Regions from separate parts of the Homo sapiens genome. Here all the other regions are linked to region 3. Evidence: read pairs that join two places in POLR2A ChIA-PET (ENCODE). Cell type or tissue: HepG2. All regions are shown on one strand.

Region 1 (2,500 bases), 280 kb after region 3:
AGCCTCCCTGGTGATCGGCGTCTTCTACTTGTGCATGCAGCTCATCCTGCCCGAGGCAGTAGGGGGCACTGTGTTTGCGGGGGGCCTCCTGGGCTACGTCCTCTATGACATGACCCATTACTACCTGCACTTTGGCTCGCCGCACAAGGGCTCCTACCTGTACAGCCTGAAGGCCCACCACGTCAAGCACCACTTTGCACATCAGAAGTCAGGTGAGGATGGGCCTGTGCTTCCCAGCCCCCTATGTGTGTTCATTGATTTATTTGCCAACTACCATCGAGCTCCTGGGAACGGCAAGGCACTGTTCCATGTACGGGGCATATACAGAGGGTTCCCTCTACTCTCTTCCCTGGTGCAGACAGCTGTGCAGAGACAGGCAAGGACATCAATAAATGGCAAAGATTTCAAACTGTGATAAATGCCATAAAGAAAATAAAGGGGCTGGGTGTGGTGGCTCACACCTGTAATCCCAGCCGAGGGGATTGGGAAGCCGAGGCAGGTAGATCACTTGAGGTCAGGAGTTTGGGACCAGCCTGGCCAACATGGTGAAACCTGTCTCCACTAGAAATACAAAAATTAGCGGGGTGTGGTTGTGCCCACCTATAATCTCAGCTACTTGGGAGGCTGAGGCATGAGAATAGCTTGAATCCAGGAGGCAGAAGCTACAGTGAGCTAAGATTGCACCACTGCACTCCAGCCTGGGCAACAGAGCAAGGCTCTGTCTATAAAAAAAAAAAAAAAAAGAAGAAGAAGAAGAAAGTAAAGCAAGGTGATGGAATATCACATAGGTGGGGGAGGGTCCAGCGATTTCCACTGACATATTATGTGGGCCACATATGTGATTTTAAATTTTCTAGTGGCCACACTAAGACATGAAAATAAACAGATGAAAAGAATTTTAATAACATTTACTTAACATAAGCAAATTATTATTTCAACATGTAATCAACATTAAAAAATCATTAATGGCTGAGCGCAGTGGCTCAGGCCTATAATCCCAGCACTATAGGAGGCGGAGGCAGGGGATTGCTTGAAGCCAGGAGTTCCAGACCAGTCTGGGAAACATAGCAAGACCTTGTCTCTACATAAAAAAGTTTTAATTATCCATGTGTGGTGATATGCACCTGTAATCTCAGCTACCTAGAAGGCTGAGGCAAGAGGATCATTTGAGCCCAGGAGTTTGAGGCAGCAATGAGCTATGATCATGCCACTGCACCCCAGCCTGGGTGACAGAGTGAGACCCTTTTTGTAAAGTCTCTTTAAAAAAAAATAATTAGCAACTCTTATACTAAGTCTTTGAAATCTAAGGTGTATTTTGTACTTACAGCACATCTCAATTCAGATACTAAAGTTTCATTAGAAATACTAGATCCATATCTAGATTTTATAAAATTTGCAAACAGTAGTTCACATAGGTAAGTTGCTCCAAACATGCTTAAACATTTTCCGGTAACACACTTGAGGAGGCCGAGACGGGCAGATCACCTGAGGTCAGGAGTTCAAGACCAGCCTGGCCAACATGTTGAAACCCCCTCTCTACTAAAAACACAAAAAATTAGCTGGATATGGTGGTGCGCGCCTGTAATCCCAGCTACTCAGGAGGCTGAGGAAGGAGAATCTCTTGGACCCAGGAGGCGGAGCTTGCAGTGAGCCAAGATCACACCAGTGCACTCCAGCCTGAGCAACAAGAACGAAACTCCATCTCAAAAAAAAAAAAAAAAAAATTCCAGTAACTCAATCAAGCATCAGTTTTTACATTGACATGTTAATTCATCAGAATTAAATGAAGTTAGAAATTCAGTTTCTCTGGAGCTCTAGCCACATTTCTAGTGCTCAGTAGCCATGTGTGGCTAAGGGCTAGTTGGACAGCAAAGAGATTAAATGGTCCAGGTGTCATTGCAGAGGTGCCATTAGAGCTAAGACCCTAATGAAGAGAAATCAGCATCTGGCGTCCCAAGAGCGACTGGTGCAAAGCCCTGAGGCAGGAATGAACTTGGGCCCCAAGGAAGGGGAAGGAGATGGAGGTGGGGGGTGGGAGGGGGCCACGTAGCCTAGAAACGAAGGCCAGATAAGGAATTAGGGTTTATTCCAGCTTCATGCTGGGGACAATAAAAGACACAGGTTCCCCACCCTTGACTTCTGCCAGAATGGCCTCGGGAGTTGGGAAGGCCAAGGGGACAGATATTGACATTGTCTCCACCTCTTATCCCTACCCTGGCACCCTTCCCAAGCCAGCGCACGCCTGCTCCTTCAATGCCTCATCTTCTCCCCGTTTGTCTCCCTCTCTAGGATTTGGTATCAGCACTAAATTGTGGGATTACTGTTTCCACACCCTCACTCCAGAGAAACCCCACCTGAAGACGCAGTGACAACTCCCACCCCCTCCGTCCTGCCCTCAGCCCGGCCCTGGCCCCTTCCCGACCCCCACCCGCCATTCAGACCCCATTAAGAAGGTTGGCTTGGCCAGGCAGGATGGGCTGTGTCCGGCCCTGCAGCCTAG
Region 2 (2,500 bases), 140 kb before region 3:
CTGCCCCGGGGAGGGTGAATATGAAAGAGTTGTGAAGTCTTTTCTTTCACCTACCTGGAAAACTGCTGCTCATCCTCAAATTTCCTCTTCCGGGAAGCCTCCCTGGCTTGCCCCACTGCCCAACCCCATCCCATCCTGAAAGCCCTCCCTGAGCTTCCCTCCTCATGCTCCTGAGGGTGGCCCACTCTAAGTGGGACACTGATACCTAGACTTGCAGGGTGAGGAAGAACTGGCCAGGTGGAAAGCCTGGAGAATATGCCAGACCGAGGGCACAGCGTGTGTCAAGAGCAAGCCTGGCTAGAGCTTGAGGCCCACAGGGACAGAAAGGAAAGCTGGATCTTAGGAGGTCAATGAGGAGGTTGGGAGGAAGCGGGATATAGGAAAGATGATAAATGGATATCAGGCCCTAAAAGGTGCCAGATCTGTGGGGAGGTCAGCAGGGCACAGCAGGATTTTTAAGGCCACTGCAAGGGCTTTGCATTTGTTTGAGGGGCCACAGGAAGCCACTGAAGCGTTTTAGGCCGTGGAATGGTCTTTATCCCTCAGTTTTGTCAACCAAAAAAAAAAAAAGAATCAAACTGTAAAATACTTGAAGGGATTTACTCATGTGAGTATTACGGTAGGTAGCTAGGCAGGCATGAACAGGGCAAGAGAAGGCTCCCCCTCCACCCAACAGGAAAGTCAGGCCACCCTCAGGTGATGGTCAGGCAGTTACACTGTTTCTCTAAAATAACAGTTGGTGGCAGCCTGCTCCAGGGAAAGGCAGTTTCCCAATAGATACAAAAACCTGAAACGGATGATCAGCTTCCCAATAAGATCTCAGGAGTTGGGTGACTGAGCTTGAGCATGCGTACTAAGAAGCAAAATGATGGAGTTTAAGAGATATATGACCTTCTAGGAACATTCAGCTGGTAAGGGAAGAAAGCCTCAAGTCAGCATGCGTACAAGGCCAGTCAACAAATTGCACGTTTCCCTCCCAAGCGCTAGCAGGCCACTGACCATGTGGACAACCCACCTCAAAAAAAGAATCAGGGGAGAAGGGCTGCAAGACCCCCAGAAGCGTGCCACCATATAAAACTCCAAGTCAGGCTGGACATGGTGGCTCATGTCTGTAATCCCAGCATTTTGGGAGGCTGAGGCAGGCGGATCACTGGAAGTCAGGAGTTTGAGACCAGTCGGGCCAACATGGTGAAACCCCATCTCTACTAAAAATACAAAACTTAGCCAGGTGTGGTAGTGCATACCTGTAATCCCAGCTAGCTACTGGAGAGGCTGAGGCAGGAGAATTACTTGAACCCAGGAGGTGGAGGTTGCAGTGAGCCGAGCTTGCGCCACTGCACTCCAGCTTGGGCGACAGAGTGGACTCTGTCTGAAAAAAAACAAAAAACAAAAAAACCACAAGTCAAAAGGTCAAACCACACACTTGTCTTTCAAGTTGCCCTCTTGGCCCTCTTCCAAGTGTACTTTCCTTCCTTTTGTTCCCACTCTAAAGCTTTTTAAATAAAATTTCACTCCTGCTCTAAAACTTGCCTTGGTCTCTCCTTCTGCCTTATGCCTCTGTGAACCCCAAAAATCTGAGGCAGATCTCAGTTAATTTAGAAAGTTTATTTTGCCAAGGTTGAGGACACATGCCCATGACACAGCCTCAGGAGGTCTTGGTGACATGTGCCCAAGGTGATCACAGCACAGTTTGTTTTTTTACATTTTAGGGAAACATGAGACATCAATCAACATATGTCAGATGAACATTGGTTCTGTCTGGAGAGGCGGGACAACTAGAAGTGGGGAAGGTTTTCCAGGTCATAGGTAGATAAGAGACCAATGGTTGCATTCTTTTGAGGTTCTTATTAGCCTCTCCAAGACAGGCAAAAGGATACGCATTTATCTCAGTGAGCAGAGGGGTGACTTTGAATAGAATGGGAGGCAGGTTTGCCCTAAGCAGTTCCCAGCTTGACTTTTCCCTTTAGCTTAGTGATTTTGAAGACTCAAGATATTTTCCTTCACATTCCCCCTTTTTCTTTTTAAAAATCTTTTAGAGAAAGCATTTTAGAAGAAAATCAGTCTCTGATCTCAGGTTTCATCTGATCTCTCATGGCTAGGATGGTTTATTCCTAGACAGGTAAGTCCCTAGTTGCTAGGAAAGCTCATTTTTAGAAGGTTGTGAAGTCTCACGTCCTCTGAAGAGAAAATAGGGGGAGGAAAGGAGAACAACAACAAACAAAAGAACAATCCTGAAAAATTGATATAGGCCACATTACTCCGAAGTCCATACATCAGTAGACAGATACGAAAGTGGCTGGCCCGGCGCGGTGGCTCACATCTGTAATCCCAGCACTTTGGGAGGCTGAGGCAGGCGGATCACCTGAGGTCGGGAGTTTGAGACCAGCCTGACCAACATGGAGAAACCCCGTCTCTACTAAAAATACAAAATTAGCCAGGCGTGGTGGTGCACTCCTGTAATCCCAGCTACTTGGGAGGCTGAGGCAGGAGAATAGCTTGA
Region 3 (2,500 bases):
CTTAACTCTGTCACCCAGCTCGAAGTGCAGTGGTGCAATCTGGGCTTACTGCAACCTCTGCCTCCCAGGCTAAAGGGATACTACCACCTCACCCTCCTGAGTAGCTGGGACCACACGTGCGTGCCACCGTGCCTGGCTAAGTTTTGTATTTTTTTAGAGACAGGGTTTCACCATGTTGCCCAGACTGGTCTTGAACTCCTGGGCTCAAGCAATCCTCCCGTCTCAGCCTCTCAAAGTGTTGGGATTACAGGTGTGAGCCACTGCACCCAGCAGAGGAATTCTTCCAATGACAATTTTGTTTTCTCTGTATACTTTCCAAAGGGGTGAAAAAGACTAGATCTACTTAACAGCTGTATTTCTTTTTGTGAATTAATTATTTGGCCTTAAGATTTACATTCTAGTGTGCTGATTATTATAAGTCACCTCTCTCATAGCTGGCACCACTGAACAGCTGAGATCTTGTACTGCAAAGGTGAAGCCCCTGCTCTGTGCAATGTGATTGCACTCAGCTTAGGTGCCCTGTGGGACCCCGAATGGTAGCCTATCTCAGAAAATGTCCTGTTATGGCTGGGCACAGCGGCTCATGCCTGACCAACATGGTGAAACCCTGTCTCTAGTAAAAATACAAAAATTAGCCAGGCATGGTGTCAGTTGCCTGTAATCCCAGCTACTCGGGAGGCTGAGGCGGGAGAATCGCTTGAACCCGGGAGGCAGAGGTTGCCGTGAGCGGAGATCGCGCTACTGCACCCCAGCCTGGGCAACAAAGGGCGACTCTGTCTCAAAAAAAAAAAAGAAAAGAAAATGTCCTGTTATCTTGTTTTGTACTAACAATAAACCACTGATCCACTTACCACAACAGTCAGGAGGAAGAGCTGATAAAATTTTTGCTGCCAAAGCCCTTTGGAAATGCGAGTGCATATCTATTCTATTATAGAAAGCCTGGGACTTTCACTATTCAGAAAATAGGGGAAAGGGCTTGTGAGGGCCTACTCCTGAGAAGCAGTGGGGAACTCCCGTCCACCTCCCTGTTTCTGTGAGCCAGAGGAAGGCGAGGGTTTCCCATGGCTTTGGAGGGCATCCCCAGCACCCCTATCACCCCACTGGGGGTGGACAAATGCCTTTTAGTGAGAAACTTCCTCCCAGGCCCTCTCGGAGCTCTTTAAATTTTATTGTTTTGCTTGAAAGGAGACAGCTTAGAGAAATCAGGATAATGAGTAACCAAATACACATGGCCGGGAGGCTGAGCACAGGACCATGTTCATAAATATTTGTTGATTGATGAAGAGAGGGAAATTATTACTGGGACTCAGGGCCAGGGTCCAAGGTTCCCAGATGTAAATGAACTGAGTAGTCAGCTAGCTCCAAATTCTGCAGAAGAGCAAACAGAAGACTAGAAAGATAAAGGATCATGTTCAAATTGCATGGCTAGTTGCTGATAAGAGCCCAGCCCAGGCCCTGGATTTCTGGGTTTGCTGTGTACCCTGCTTTCCTGCCGCTTGGCTAGCAAGTGTCCTGAAAAAACACAGTTTCATGATAAATCCTCTGTGGCAAAGTGGGATCTACTTGACAAAGGACCCTCAGTGGTCCCCAGCCTCTGATTCAGATGCAAAATCCTAAGTCCCCCAAGTTACAGAATGGACCACCCTCCCCCAGGCCAAGGGGACTCCAGAGAAACCTGAAAAACTGAATTTCTGGCCATCGTGGGAAAGAAGGTCATTATACCCCCCACCTTTTCGAGTTTAGGCACAACTGATCAGCGTTAAGGTTGAAATAGAGATCATAAGACTGACAGAACAGACGCTTTGTGGCAATAAGATACCGAATTCCAACCTGACTCTGGTATAGCATCATATAACAGACAGCAGACCCTGAAGGAAATAAAAGTATTTTACCCCAAAATATATTTCTTTGGCGTAGTTTGAAATGGCTCTTCAAAGCACTCTGTTGTGGGGGAAATTTTGCATCGTAGAGAACGCAGCTGAGACTTTCCTGCATTTAAGAGAGATTAAGAGGCCGAGCGTGGTGGCTCACACCTGCAATCCCAGTACTTTGGGAGGCCAGCGGGGCGGGAGGATCGCTTGAGCCCAAGAGTTAGAGATCAGCCTAGGCAACATAGTGAAACCCCATCCTAATTTTTTTTTTGAGACAAGGTCTTGCTCTGTCACCCAAGCTGGAATGCAGCAGCGCCATCTTGGCTCACTGCTCTGCCTCCCGGGTTCAAGCAATTCTCCTGCCTCAGCCTCTGGAGTAGCTGGGACTGCAGGCATGTGCCACCACGCCCGGCTAAATTTTTTTTGTATTTTTATTAGAGATGTGGCTTCACCATGTGGTCTGGAACTCCTGACCTCAAATGATCCACCTGCCTTGGCCTCCCAAAGTGCTGAGATTACAGGCGTGAGCCACCTTGCCTGGCCTTAATTTTTTTTTTTTAAAGAGATAAACTGATATTGACACCTTTTAAGGCCCTGAGAAATTTACTGCCTATTCTCTCTGAAGGCTG

Evidence for each region. ChIA-PET counts read pairs that join two places held together with the same protein. Peaks named below come from ENCODE experiments on the same cell type or tissue, not always from the same donor. Only the 100,000 strongest peaks of a DNase experiment are listed, where the experiment ranks them.
Region 1: POLR2A ChIA-PET joins it to region 3 with 6 read pairs; 3 of 35 experiments call an interaction of 5 or more read pairs at or near these places.
Region 2: POLR2A ChIA-PET joins it to region 3 with 6 read pairs; 13 of 35 experiments call an interaction of 5 or more read pairs at or near these places.

Annotation. Positions count from the first base shown.
Region 1 is chr16:74,714,059-74,716,558 of GRCh38, reverse strand. FA2H (fatty acid 2-hydroxylase) reads left to right here. Exons shown (of 7, transcript NM_024306.5): 6 at 1-212; 7 at 2,290-2,500. The coding sequence ends at 2,369. Among named protein-coding and RNA genes, the nearest start is that of MLKL, 14 kb to the right of the region's middle. In HepG2, a CTCF peak has its summit at 64 (motif pointing right); no DNase peak of the experiment used is centred here; H3K27me3 peaks cover 1,304 bases.
Region 2 is chr16:75,128,888-75,131,387 of GRCh38, reverse strand. It overlaps a transcript of ZFP1 not described here. Among named protein-coding and RNA genes, the nearest start is that of LDHD, 13 kb to the right of the region's middle. In HepG2, a CTCF peak has its summit at 728; DNase peaks (open chromatin) are centred at 747, 1,427 and 1,717.
Region 3 is chr16:74,990,590-74,993,089 of GRCh38, reverse strand. No RefSeq gene overlaps it. Among named protein-coding and RNA genes, the nearest start is that of WDR59, 6.7 kb to the right of the region's middle. In HepG2, no CTCF peak of the experiment used is centred here; a DNase peak (open chromatin) is centred at 1,329; H3K4me3 peaks cover 1,637 bases.